2 separate regions of the Homo sapiens genome follow, and region 2 is linked to region 1. A link is an interaction called in ENCODE POLR2A ChIA-PET data of the cell type or tissue named here. Cell type or tissue: K562. All regions are shown on one strand.

Region 1 (2,500 bases):
GGTTTTTTTTCCTCTCCTCAAAGGTTGTTGAAATTCAAATCCAAACAGGGTCCACAGACTGCATTTAGTTAATAAATCTCTTAAACTTCTTTTCATTTGAAGATTTCTCTCCTCTTCTAGGTAGTTTGTTCTGTAATATTTGCCATATTCTGGGTTTTGCTTATTCCATCTGTGTGATGTAGTTTTTGTTCTTTATCTCTTGTATTTTCTGTAAACAGGTCTAGAGCCTTGATTAAATGCAGATTTGATTTTTGCAAGAATACCTCCTCGGTGTGCTGTGTACTTATTGCCATCTGTATGTGTCTCTCTGTTTGTGGTGTTCAGATTGATCAGTGGATTCAGTTTTTATAGAGTATTATGGAATGTTTTTATTTTTGCCATTCCAAGGAGTATGAAATAGTATTTTACTATTGTTTTAATTTGCATTTCCCTGTTTACTTAAAGTTGAACATCTTTTTCTTTGTTCATTTACTACCTTTTTTTTCTTTCTGACTTGGCTATTCATAGCCTTTGCACATTTTTCTGAGTGGTTGTTTATTAATTATTTATGATTGTTTGTAGTCTACATAGTAATTCTACATGGGCAATTACTATGTTATATATCTTATAAAATGCTATTTCTCACACTATTACTTTTATATTTACTTATGGTGTCTTTTAAACAGAAGTTTTTATATTTTAATGTCAGCTTTATTAACATTTGTATTAGTAATTGGTGTTTTTATTTTATATTTTAAAAGTTTGTTGTATCCTACAGTAGTGTAAGATATTCAACTTAAAATCTTAAGTTATATAATTTTCACATCTACTTATTTGTATTATCTATTGCTGTGTAACAAATTATCCCAAACGTAGTGGCTGAAAACGACAAACGTTAATTATCTCACAGTTTCTGTGAGTCAGGAATCCAAGAGTGACTCAGCAAAGTGGTTCTGCTGCAGTTGTCTCATGACTTGACTGAGGGAGGGTCTACTTTCAGATTCACTCTTGTGGCTGTCAGCAGGCCTTATTCCTTGCCACGTGGGCCTTTCCACAGAGCTCCCTTACCACTTGGCAGATGATTACCTCCAGAGAGAGCAATTCAAGCAAGAGTAAGAGAGAGTACCCAAATGATAGTTACAGTCTTTTTGCAGCCTAATATCAAAAATTACTTCCTACCACTTTGGCCATATTTATTAAACGTAAGTTAGTAAGTCTAGCCCATATTCAAGGGGAGGGGATTACTCAAGGACATGAATGCTAGAAGGCATGGATTACTGGGGGCCATCTTAGGGCTGGCTGCTGTATTAACAGCCCAAATAAAAACAAGAAAATAATTATAAAAGGAAATAAAAATTTAAATGATACCAATATTTATTAACCAAATGTAACATTTGCTCACTATTTATAAAATGGTATAAAAACCATATGTCAGGTGGGATGCAGTGGCTCATGCCTCTAAATCACAGCCCTTTGGGAGGCCAAGGCAGGCGGTTCACTTGAGTTTAGGAGTTCAAAACCAGCCTGGACAACAAGACAAAACTCTGTCTACTAAAAATACAAAAATTAGCCTGGCGTGGTGGCACACGCCTATAGTCCCAGCTACTTGGGAGGCTGAGGCAGGAGAACTGCTTGAACCCAGGAGGTGGAGGTTGCAGTGAGCCAAGATTGCGCCACTGTGCTCCAGCCTGGGTGACAGAGTGAGACTCCGTCTCAAAAAAAAAAAAATTATATGCCAGTAGACACTCAGTAAATGTGATATTCACTAATTTTCTTACCATAATTATGGTACCTTTGGTAAATTTTAAAATAAACTTTTAAATTTATATGTTTGTATATGTAAGTAAGACTTACTAATGTTTTCTTTCCTTAAAGCTGTATATTTGAAAGATTTTGACATTGCCACCACCAAGTTACTTTTAATCTAGTGTCTAGAATAGATGGACACTTGAATTAATATCAATAGTTGGTTTTGGCCCACAGGGAGTAGAGCTGTGGTAATGGAGTGTCAGTATGGGCCAAGAAGAAAAGGTTTCCAGTTAAAAAAAGTCAGTGAGCAGGAAAGCAGGTCTTGTCAGCTCTACAAAGCCACTTGTCCAGCTCGGTAAGCTTTATTTTCTTTTATTTGTTTTCTATTAAGAACTTATTTTTGAATAGCTAATACACATATTTTTATTAGGTTTATACAGTACCAAAAAGTATACAGTGAATTCTAAGTTTTCTCTTACCCACATTTGTTCTGTCTTTAAAGCAACAACTCTTACTAGTTTTTTGAGTCATCTTCCAAAGATATTCTGTGTATATGGATGCATATAAAGGCAGAGAGACAGAGATCTCCTTCTTTACCCCTATAAATGTTGTTGAAAATCTCAGTAAAGCTCACTAATATTTTCTTTCCTTAAACTTACATAGTAGTGTACCTTTTTTCTTGATATGAATTCACATAGATTTATTCTCAATCTGAATGCCTATTGTGGTTATCTGCTGCACAGATATGTTACATACTAGTGTGAATGTAATG
Region 2 (2,500 bases), 290 kb before region 1:
TCAGAAAACCTCTGCTTGCTCTTCTAGGTATTTCCTCTCCTCTTTAGTACCCCTCATTTGTGGTGTTTAGCACCTTGGTCATACCTCTAGTGGGAGACAACCTCTGAGATGGCTCCCAGTTGTTCCCACCTTCTGGTGTTCATGCCCTGTGTAATACCCTCCTTTTTAATGTGTGAGCAGAACCTAGTGACTCAATTCTAACAAAAGAATACAGCAGGCTGGGTGTGGCAGCTCACCCCTGTAATCCTAGAATTCTGGGAGGCCGAGGTGGGCAGATCACTTGAGGTCAGGAGTTTGAGACCAGCCTGGCCCACATGGTGAAATCCTGTCTCTACTAAAAATAGAAGAATTAGCCGGGTGTGGTGGCATGTGCCCGTAATCCCAGCTACTCGGGAGGCGGAGGCAGGAGAATTGCTTGAACCTGGGAGGCAGAGGTTGCAGTGAGCTGAGATCGCACCATTGCATTCCAGCCTGGGGGACAGAGCGAGACACAGTCTCAAAAAAAAAAAAAAAAAAAAAGAATATAGCAAAAGTGATGGGATGTCACTTCTGAGATTAGGTTACTGAAAGATTGTCACTTATGTATTACTCTTCCCTTCTTACTTGCTTGTTCTGTTGGGGAAGCAACTTGCTACGTTTATATAGTCTTGTAGAGAGGCCCATGTAGCAAGGAACTAGTGTCTGTGGCCAACAACAGTCAGCACGGGACTGAGGTTTGCCAGTAGCCATATGAATGAACTTGGAAGAAAATCCATTTTAGCCTTGATAACTGCAGCCCCAGCTGATACCTTGGTTGTATCTCTGTGGTAGACCCTGAGCCAGAGGCATCCAGCTGAATCATACCTGGATTTCTGACACTGAGAATCTATGAGATAATAAATATTCCTTGTTTTTTTTTTTTTTTTCTTTTGAGATGGAGTTTCGCTCTTGTTGCCCAGGCTGGATTGCAGTGGCGCTATCTCAGCTCACCACAACCTTTGCCTCACAGGTTCAAGCGATTCTCCTGCCTCAGCTTCCTGAGTAGCTGGGATTACAGGCATGCGCCACCACACCTGGCTAATTTTTGTGTTTTTAGTAGAGACGGGGTTTCACCATGTTGGTCAGGCTGGTCTTGAACTCCTGACCTCGTGATCTGCCTGCCTCAGCCTCCCAAAGTGCTGGGATTACAGATGTGGGCCACCGCGCCTGGTCAGATGTTCATTGTTTTAAGCCACTAAGTTTTGGGGTAATTTTTTCTGAAACAGTAGTTAACTGATAAAAATTTCGATGCCTGCAAGAGGGGTGCTGCCACAGCAAATACATAGAAATGTGGAAGAAGCCTTAGGAGGTTGAAAGAATTTTGTCCGTCATGATACAGAAATTCCCTTGAACAGACTATTGGCATAAATCTGGACTTTGAGGAAGCTGGGGTTAAGAACTTAAAAGGTGATGAGAAGCATATTGTTGAAAAACGGAGGAAGGAGAATTCTTATTATGTAGAGGCAGAAAGCTTAGAAGCACCCTTACCACTAATAGCATGGAAAATAGGAAGCTTGGCTGATGAACTGAGTGTTACTAAACCAAAGAGGTTTCTTTTCTTTTTTTTTTTTTTTCCTTTCTTTTGAGACAGTCTCGCTCTGTCACCAGGCTGGAGTACAGTGGCGCAATCTCGGCTCACTACAACCTCCGCCTCCGGGGTTTAAGTGATTCTCCTGCCTCAGCCTCCCGAGTAGCTGGGATTACAGGCACGCACCACCATTCCCGGCTAATTTTTGTATTTTTAGTAGAGATGGAGTTTCACGATGTTGGCCAGGATGGTCTCGATCTCCTGACCTCGTGATCCGCCCGCCTCGGCCTCCCAAAGTGCTGGGATTACAGGCGTGAGCCACCGTGCCCAGCCCCAAAGAGATTTCTAAGCAAAGTGTGAAAGCTGCCACTGGATTTCTTCTTGCTGCTTATAGTAAAATGCAGGAGGTGCCCTGTGAGTTTTCCTCTAATAGTATGGACATACCACTCTTACAGTATTTATCATACTGTGTTATATATACTTAATTTTTTGTATTTCTCGCTAGGCTATGAATTCTGTGAGAGGCCTTCTAACGTGTAGTGGTTTAGATCTTGCTCAGATTCTAAAGAGATTTGCACTCAAGCCTTGGCTCTGTCTCTTACAAACTAAGTGACAAGTTACTTAAGTTTTCCATCCTCACTTTCTTAATCTGGAGGGTAGGATTAATGATAGTAGAATATAAACTCCTAAAATCTCTGTATTTTTACTTGTGTGCTCACTACTAGCACCTAGAAGAATCTGGAGTCATAATAGGTGCTTAATAAATATTTATTGAATTAACGAATTGAGTAATTTCTGCCTCAGATTGTTGGTTTAAATTAGGTAATGCATGGAAGCAGTTTGCTCAATGCCTAATAAATATGAATTGCTCAGTGTTTGTTGTGTTTAGCTGTTTTTCTCCCTATTATTCATCTAGTCCTTGATGCATAGAAAACCATTTCGTGAATAAAACAA

What was found. Peaks named below come from ENCODE experiments on the same cell type or tissue, not always from the same donor. Only the 100,000 strongest peaks of a DNase experiment are listed, where the experiment ranks them.
Region 2: POLR2A ChIA-PET joins it to region 1 with 5 read pairs; 2 of 35 experiments call an interaction of 5 or more read pairs at or near these places.

What each region holds. Positions count from the first base shown.
Region 1 is chr2:202,965,016-202,967,515 of GRCh38, forward strand. CARF (calcium responsive transcription factor) reads left to right here. Exons shown (of 17, transcript NM_024744.17): 10 at 1,963-2,083. Among named protein-coding and RNA genes, the nearest start is that of NBEAL1, 49 kb to the right of the region's middle. RefSeq lists an enhancer at 1,049-1,098. In K562, no CTCF peak of the experiment used is centred here; a DNase peak (open chromatin) is centred at 966.
Region 2 is chr2:202,675,487-202,677,986 of GRCh38, forward strand. All of the region lies in intron 1 of FAM117B (family with sequence similarity 117 member B), which reads left to right. Among named protein-coding and RNA genes, the nearest start is that of FAM117B, 42 kb to the left of the region's middle. In K562, no CTCF peak of the experiment used is centred here; no DNase peak of the experiment used is centred here.